2 separate regions of the Homo sapiens genome follow, and region 2 is linked to region 1. Evidence: read pairs that join two places in POLR2A ChIA-PET (ENCODE). Cell type or tissue: OCI-LY7. All regions are shown on one strand. Each heading gives the region's core, and the rest is flanking DNA. Links, peaks and the distances in the headings are about the cores only.

Region 1 (4,382 bases), core at 171-4,170:
TCCTGGTGATTCAGAGGCTTTAGGTAGCCTATTTTGCAGAAGATTTAGCATCTGAGTATCTCCCTAACCTACCCTCCAAAGAAGCTGCTCTTGGAGATGAAACAACAGAACACATTGTTTATGTCAAAATGGGGTTGGTCTTCAGGTTTGAAGTCCAGGCTGGGGTGCTGTCCCTATTAAGAATTCTTCAGACTGTGTAGCTAACCATGGGATATTTGGTTTTGTACACTTTGGTGAAGATATCATCCAGGGATTCCAGCTCTTTGGCCATGAGACCCAGAGTTTCATGGGTGAGGTCTGGAGGACCCAGGGACATCTTGGCTATCCCTCTGGTGGACTTTCCTGGTCAATGCATTATAGGGGGCCCCTTCTTCCATAAAATTCCTTTCTGGAGGTGACATAAAACACCACTCCCTTCACTGTCATGTAGATGGGATGTTTTTCTTCTCTCTGTAGTGGGCCGGCTCCTCCTCAATAAAGAGCCTCACCAGGGGTTTCTGCTTAGTCGGGCATGGCACCTGCCTGGCCAGAGCTGCAAGCAGCCCTGGGGGCTGTACCAGGACCAGGGTCAACCCTGCTAGTGGCTACAGCTGCAACTGGGCCTGCCATAGTGAAGGGGTAGAGAGGGCAAGGGACAGCCTGGGCAGTGAAGCTGTTGCTGGGATCTGAGGATATAGAAATAAATAAGTCAGACTCCCTACCTCAAGGAGCTCACTATCCAGTGGGAGAGACAGGCATAAAAGTAAACAAATGAAAGTACAACAGGTATTATGATGAAAATTTGCTCAAACATCCCCAAATGGTTAAGGTGGTTTCATGCCTCTGTACCTTTGTTTATGTTGCTGCTCCCCTTACCTGGAACATCCCCTCCTCTCCATTCTTTTTCAAAGGAAGTTTGCTAACAGATAAAACTAGAGAGAGACTGGCAGGGACTAGGGTATGAGGAACTTGTGTGAAACATTAAGGAGTTTGGATGTTATTTAGAGGTCAGTGGGGGGATAACAGTATGTGTAAATGTTGATGGGAATGATCCAGTGGGGAAGGACGGTAAAACCAGTTATTTATTTGTTCATGAGTGGGTAAGAATAAATGGATGCTGATAAAGTATTCAAAGTACAAGTAGACAACTCTTCAGAGATGCTTGTGTGTAAAACAGATCAAATACAGATCAACGAGAGAAGCCTGGAGGGGAATGTACATCAAAGAAAGGCTTTTAAGATGACAAATACTTGAGACTATCTCAATGCTGCTGGAAGGAGAGCAAAAATACTCATTCATTTACTGCATAACTGTTTCAAATGGCAAGAAAGATCACTACAGTAGCAGTGAGAGGAACTGGGGTAAAGTAGTCCAGGAATGGAAGTAGGGAACTCTAGTTAGAGGATAATGGCAACAGCCCAGGTGACGATGATGGAGTAGATTAAGGCAGTGGAAGTAGAGATGAGACAGAACTCAAATTTACAGTACTAAGTCTTTGGTTTCCTTTCATAAGACAACTACCTTCTTACCCTGCTAAATTCTCTCCCAAGCCCCTTTAATTTTCACCTCTGATCTCCTTTAGCTCTTCCCACTTGAACTCTTCAGATGCTCCTATAGCCCCTCATATGCACCTTAAGCCCCTCTAAGCTCCAGATCCTTCCCTCTGGAAGCTAAGAGGTGGTGTTAGGGACCCTGGACTCAGAGTCAGACAAATCCCAAACAGCTGTGTGACCTTTGGCAAGTCTCTTACTCTCGCTGATCCTCAGTCTCCTTAAGAGGGTTCAATGGGTGATCCGACTGTGACACTATTAGTCTTTGATGCCCTCCTCCCATCCCCAGTCGCCTTTCCTTGCAGTCAAGGCCCTAAGCTACCACCAGCCTGGGAACTCCAGCTCTGAGCCAGGCCTCAGCTATCTTAATATGTGACCTTGAGCAAGTCAAGTCCCTTCTCTAGAAGGCGTTTTCCCATTTCTATAATGAGGACAGGTGTCTCTGAGCTGCCTGCCTCAGGGCTGTCATAAGAGTCCACCTTAGCGTTTGGAGAACCAAAGCAGACAAACGTGGAACGAGCCAGGGCTTTGCAGAGACTCCCAGCTCTGACACCAATTAGCTGTGTGATCTTGGGCAAGTGACCTAGCCTCGCGGAGCCTGGCTACATCATCTGAAGAGCTGGGACAGTACTAGTGCCCACCTCACAGGGCTGTCCTAAGGCCCAGCAGCCCGGGCCGCCCCTCCTCCCGCCTCCTGCCCGCCTCCAGCCAACCCAGGCCCGCACCTGCGCAGCAGCTGGATCTTGTCGCGGTAGCGGTCGTAGAAAGGGTTGGCCTGGAGCTCGGCCTCGGCCCCGACCCCGCTGCTGTCGGCGCCCCCCTCGGGCCGGCCCGAGCCGGGGCGCACTGGGAAGACGCGCAGCTGCGCGGGTGACACGAGCCCCAGGCCCAGGGCGCGGCTGCGCACCGCGCACAGGCCCCGGTAGAGACCGGCCACCTGCAGGACCGCCGGTCCCGCGCCACCCGCAGCCGCCACCACCACAGCAGCCATGGCCGCCCCCGCCTCCTCCTCCTCCTCAGGCGCGTCGGCCTCGGCCCGCGGCCCGCGCGCCCGCTCCATCCCGCTCCGAGTGCGCCGCGCCCGCGCTCCGGCACCGAGGTTCCGCGCGCCCAAGGTTCCGGGCGCGGGATAGCGGCGAGGCGGGGCGGGGAGGAGGGGGCGCGCCGCTCTGGCCCCGGCACTGCGCGCTCTCGCCGCCCTGTGTATGCCACGGCCCGCCTCCTCCAGGGAGGCTGCCCAAATTCAACGCCCTTCCTCCCTCTGGGACCAGCAGCCTCTGCGCGCCAAGTCCGTTCTCTAAAGCCAGCGGATCTCCATGTCCTCGCGGTGCTTGCCCCTGGCACTCGCTGTAGTGCCAGGCACTCGATGTAGTAGTCCGTCCTTCAGCATCGAAGGTCTTTTCATCAACTATAATCACAGCAGCAAGCTTCTCTTTACTGAGGTTGCTATGTGCAGGACACTGAGCGGCTTCATACTCTGTGTGGCAGTATTATCCTCATCTAACAAATAAGGAAACTGAGGCCGAGAGTAATTATGTGACTTGTTCAAGTTCTACCCGACAGCTGAGCTCTTTTCAAGATGGCAGCTGCCTCCCAAGCCTCCTTTTCCTCTGCTTCCTGACATCCTCCTTGAACTCCAGCCACAGTGACCTATTCTCTCCCAAAGAAACACCAGGATTACTCCTTGAAGAGTCCTTATTCAGGCCCTTTTTGACCCCTGGAATCCTCTCTCCTTCCATTCTCTCAACCCAAATGCCACAATCTTCCTTACCGTCTGAACCAGGTGTGAGCTCCTAGGGTCAGGGACAGTGACATTAACATCTCTGTGTCCCACCTGCTCACAGAACAGGGCCAGTCCTGGAGTGGGCTCTCTGGGACAGTACTCATCATCAGGTCCTTCTTGTCTGGGTTTTGTCTGATTGAAGCCCCTCCTGGGACAGGGGCAGAGCCTTCAACTCTGCTCAATCCAACCTATGCTCATGGAGATCAGCCCTGAGCCCTGCCCTGTGCGAGGAACAGTGTAATGGAAGATGAATAAGTCCTTCAAGTATGCCAGCCCATACCTGGCTCACACTCCTAACACTTGCTGTTTTCTCTGTGGATCTGCATGTGGCTGCCTCCTCATCATCTAAGGGCTCAGTTCACATGTAAGCACCTCCAAGGGACCTAAATGACAACCCCTCCATCTCTTTATAGTCTTTATCCCATCACTCTATTGCATTCTCTTTATAGCAGTTATCATTATCTGAAGTTCTTAGATCCTTGTTTATATTAATTCATTGAGCTTACATTCTAGTGGAGTGAAACAGACAGTAAATATATAATGTTAGGTGATGCTACATGGTATGCAGAAAAACAGCAGGCCAAGAGAGATAGAGATAAGGGGACACTTGAGCAGAGACCTGAAGGTAATGTGGGAATGCTGGGGGAAGAGCCTTCCAGGTAGGGGAAACAGCAAGTGCAAAGGCCCTGATGAGGAGGTTATTGAGTCTGAATGAGTGAGGGCACAGCAGCAGAAATGAGACCAAGAAGGTATAGGGAGGGCTAGTTAGATTGCTTAGGCCTTGGTTAAGGACTTTGATTTTAAATCGAATGAGATCGGAAGTTACTATATGTTTTAAGCAGTGGAGTAACATGATCTACTTTTTAAAAGGATCATGCTGGCTGCTGGTGGGATTTAGGATATGTGGAGGCAAGGATGGAAACTCTCCCAAGGGTGACTAATTTATTCCAGTTTGCCTAGGACTTTCTTGGCTCTAGCATTGAAAGCCCCATGTCCTGAGAACCCACCCCAAGTCCTGGGCAAACCAGGATGTTGGTCACCCTACAGGGAACAGTAATCCAAGTGAGAGA
Region 2 (4,382 bases), core at 301-4,300, 140 kb before region 1:
TTGGAGCTCAGAATGGGCCATGGCAGGACTCAGTTTGGGGCAGGGCCGGCTCAGTCTGTGACTGGTGCCAAGTCAGTCACAGTTTCATTTCTAGCACTGACTCACTGTGGACTATTTAATAAGCTGCTAGGCTTCTGGGAACCTCTGTTTCATCATCTGTAAAATGGGGAGGTCTCTGTCTACCCCCAGGCTTGTGGGAGTTGAGTGCGGTAATAATGGAAGTGAAGGATTAAGCTTCTGTTGCCACCACTAATGACTCCAAGCCCGGCCCCCTGGGGCTCTCCTCCCCCAGCTCCTTCCAGGCCGGGGAGGCTGCGTGGCCCTCACCCATGTCTCCCGCTGCGGGAAACTGCCACCTCAGCCTGGGATCCTTTCCAAGAAGAGTCTGGAGATTTCACAAAGACCTCTGAACAACAAAAGTTGCAGAAGCGATATTTCCTCCTGGGGTTGACCGCCCCGTGGCTCCTTTATCTTGGCAGCCAGGCTTGAAGAGCTGTTCTTGGAAAGAGCCTGTGTGGGCGTGTGTGGGTGCACGTGGGTGTGAGTGTGTGTACAAGCTGCTCTTTGTTGTTGGTCTCATCTAAGCGGGACGATAGACCCGCAGGCCTGGGTCCTTCCCAGGTCACCCTGCCCATCTCCTGGCCTCTGCACAGCATGTGCTGGGCAGCCAGGAGGGAGGGAACACATTCTTTTTTACCTTAGGATTCTCCTGAAGAGAACTCCAGAACACAGGAGCCCCAGTGCTTCAGGAAGAATCCAGGGTACCTGAGGCAGAAGCTTCACGACAGGGGGCTGAGGCGGAAACTTGACGACACGGGAGATTAAGGGGAGGTAAAGGCAGGTGCTCATCGGCCCGCCCCTCGCTGTCTCCTTAGCATGCACAGCCCCTGTGGAGGCAGGGCCCGCGAGACGTCTGAAAGGTTCACCTCCTTCAGGTTTACCTTCAGTCTGCCCTCGGTAAGCTGCCTAGAAAGGACCGCGCAGCCTGCAAGCCCCAGCCTGCCTCTTGGACTGTGGGCTATTGGAAAAGCCCTTCTCTGGGCCTCAGTCCCTATTCATTTTTTTAAAGACAGGGTCTCACTCTGTCACCCAGGCTGAAATGCAGTGGTATGATCACAGCTCACTGCAGCCTCACCTTCCTGGGCTCAAGCCATCCTTCCACTTCAGCCTCCCAAGCAGCTGGGACTACAGGTACACATCACCATGCCCAGCTAATTTTTGTATTTTTTGACAGAGGTGGGGTTTCACCATGTTGCCCAGGCTGGCCTTGAACTCTTGAGCTCAAGTGATCCGCCAGCCTTGGTCTCCCAAAGTGCTGGGATTACAGGTGTGAGCCACCATGCCCAGCCCTCTGTCCCTATTTTTTTTTTAAGTGGGGCTTTGGACAACTTCTGAGCCTGATTTAAGCGCCCCACCCTGCTGGGTTGGGTGGAAGCCATAGATACATAGAAGAATAACTGAAAAAGCAGTCATTCTTCTGTCTGCCTTGTTACCTCCCTCTCCCACACTCCAGCCACCAGGGGCCTGCAGAGCCCAGGAGGATGGACAAGGTGTGGGGGAGAGGTCGCCTACTAAAGAGCCAGGCCTGTTGAAGTCTGGCCATTTCTGCTTCAGTTTCTCAGAATAGACATTCTCACCGGTCTCTAGTTCGGCTTCCATCCGGGGAGGAATCACTGATACCCAGCTCCTATCCACAAGCCTGAAGGGGTGGGCAGCTCACTACCTTCCAGGGCAGCCTACGCCAGGGCTGTTGGAAAGTTCTTCTTCATGTTGTCTGAAATCTGCCACCCAGTAGCCTCCTTATCAGGCCTGGCTTGGCCTGGGAGCCACACAGAACATGTCTATTCATGCTGTTGTGGAGTGTGTCACCCAGCTGGCGTGGCACCTCACACACTCACCGTGCCCTCTCCCCGGATACCTCTGCTCTGCCGGTCCCTCCTCCTGGGGACAGGCTTCACTCTTCAGAGCCCAGCCACATGCCACCTGCTCCAGGAAGACTTGCCAGATTATCACAGGGGAGGGAGATGCCCCTCCTCCTCTTGATGCCTCTGACCACTATATACAGTTCTCAACCACTGCCAGATGGGGCTCCCTGGGCAGAAGCTGGCATGGCATACAGCCTGGTATGGAGTTTGTGTTCAACCAGTACTGAACTTGTTAAATTAACTGGGAAGAGCATGTGAGGGACAAGCTCTGCTGAGGACCTCAGGGAACCAGGCTTCTGTCTGGGCCCTGCCATGGCTTTGCAGTACACTTGGGCAAGCCCTGGCTTTTTCTGGGCCTCTGTCTCCTGTGTAGAGGTTGGTCAGGGTGGTCCATACAGGTGCCTTTCTCAGGCAGCCTTGGTTTCCAAGAGTCTTGCTGGGTTTTGTCTTCCATGTGATATCATCCTGTGTCCTCAATTGTTCCATTCAGAGCTTCTTCCCATGCTGGGTCCTCCTGGCTGGGGGTGCAGATGGGGCTTAGAGGTCATCAGAGGGCAAAGGCACAGCAGCCTGGGGCAGTGGAGTGAGCGGATCTCCTGGGACAGCACCCAAGGACAGGTGGACCCTCTGTCCTTGCAGGCCTTCTCACTTTTCCTGCCTGCCTCCCTCATGCCATCTTTAAGAGATGAGGCTAGGTCCAAGGCAGCGGCCATGCCACAGCCTCCTGTCTCTTCCAGAGGACATGGCTCTGTCCTGGCACAGTCTCCTAGTTCTCGGCATCAACATCCAGAGTTTAGGGACCATGTCCCAGTCTCTGTGAGGTGGATGGGAAGTCAACATTAGTTGACTGAGCACCACCTGCGTGGAAGATGCAGCCCCCCCCCCCCCATCACTGGGAATACAGTGCTGAGCAGGACAGCACCTGATGTGCGAGGGGGAAGACAGACAACAAATACATAAGCAATGGAATGTACCTTTGGCAGGCCGATTAAAGGTTATGAAGACACTGTGACCAGGAGTGAGGTGGGGGCTCAATGCATGGCTGGAGGAGACAGATGGAATGACTAGACCAAGAGTGAGGCCAAGATGACCAGGCAGTGCAACTGCCAGGTGGACAGATGTGAGGAAAGAGGCTGGCCCAGGCCCGGAGGCAGGACTGAAGGCTCCTGGGGGAAGGAATGGGGTGGGGAGGTGCGATCTATTACGCTGATGACTCTGGGCCCTAATCCTGTGCCAGGCCCGGCGGGTAATGTGTGTGTAGGGGGAGGGTAGCACCCCCGCTGGGGTGTAATTTCACGCTGAAGGGCCTGATGGGGCGTCCCAGGGACTGATCCTTTCTGGATCAGAAAACCCACTTCCCTTTGTCGCATGCATGGCGATTAGCACCTTAACCCTTTGTGGGCTGGCCCAGGGCCAGCCCTGCCCCATCTCACCTCCAGCCCCTTGGGATCTTAGCCCAGAGCCCTTTGCCTTCAATCCAGCCAACTCCCCAACCTGGTCTTGTCTGCAGGGTGCAGGGAGGGAGAAGCTGTTGACTGAGGAAAGCCAGGGGCTGGATTCTCAACTCCTGTCTGTGTCCCTGTTCCCTGGCACCCAGCTCCCCGAGGCCCTTGTGCCCCCAGAGAAGTGAGCTCACCATGCCATCTTTTCAGGTTCCTGTTACAGCTTGGATCAAGTCCAGTTGCCTTCAGCAAGCCTGGGATCTAGTCTAATCCACTGCCTCGTTTGGGGATACCCCAACTCACAGCCTTCCCACATCCGCTGTGATGGGGAGCTCACTACCTGCTGGCAACACAGCCAGTACCTTCCATTCCCACTAACCTCTCATGGGGAATGAACATTGACCCCAGGAGGCCAGGACCATACTTCCAGCAACATCTCAGAGACGTCCCTGGCCACTTTGTCCGACAGCAGCATTCCAGGACTGGGTAGGTCGTCACAGTCCCCTGCATCCATCCCCTCTTTTGCTCATGTACACTGATTCTTTTCAAAGATTCACCAGGAAGTTGTCTCAGCTTCTTTGGCTCCAATGATGTTGTCCCCTTCCCTTGGGGAAGTCCCCTTGGTCCTCCCAAGGCTAACTGCAATGCATCCCTGGGGCGGCTCCGGCAAGTTCTCCCCTCGGGAGCTCCCCTAGGGTGGGGGAGAAGGCAGGGACCAGGCTGGGCCTCCCCTAAGCTCCCTGGGTCTCTAAAACCCTAGCTCCATTAAAAGAAAGCCCCTAAATGTTATTTACACTTTGGAGTCTTAAAAACCATTAACAAAAGCCACTTAATTCAATTATCTTCCCGGCTGGCTCAGTTCTCAGCTCTGAGCGCCAGCCTCCCCTTGTTGCACCCCCACCCTGCCTGTCCCCCCACCACTGTCATTGTGTCGGGCTAATGAGGTAAACTGAAGCGAGCCCTGTCCCCCCTGACAGGTTTATGAGAATTTAATAAAGCGTGGCCGGGACCAAAT

What was found. ChIA-PET counts read pairs that join two places held together with the same protein. Peaks named below come from ENCODE experiments on the same cell type or tissue, not always from the same donor. Only the 100,000 strongest peaks of a DNase experiment are listed, where the experiment ranks them.
Region 2: POLR2A ChIA-PET joins it to region 1 with 5 read pairs; 4 of 35 experiments call an interaction of 5 or more read pairs at or near these places.

Annotation. Positions count from the first base shown.
Region 1 is chr1:46,665,803-46,670,184 of GRCh38, forward strand. It overlaps ATPAF1 (ATP synthase mitochondrial F1 complex assembly factor 1), which reads right to left and starts at 2,562. Exons shown (of 9, transcript NM_001394565.1): 1 at 2,255-2,562. The coding sequence starts at 2,520. It also overlaps the pseudogene NENFP1 and a transcript of TEX38 not described here. RefSeq lists enhancers at 8-537, 538-1,066, 2,862-3,011 and silencers at 2,132-2,751, 2,179-2,349. In OCI-LY7, for the core only: a CTCF peak has its summit at 2,354 (motif pointing left); a DNase peak (open chromatin) is centred at 2,639; H3K4me3 peaks cover 2,275 bases.
Region 2 is chr1:46,522,222-46,526,603 of GRCh38, forward strand. No RefSeq gene overlaps it. Among named protein-coding and RNA genes, the nearest start is that of TMEM275, 11 kb to the right of the region's middle. RefSeq lists a cis regulatory region at 1-1,027 and enhancers at 1-950, 951-1,901, 1,902-2,852, 2,853-3,802. In OCI-LY7, for the core only: no CTCF peak of the experiment used is centred there; no DNase peak of the experiment used is centred there.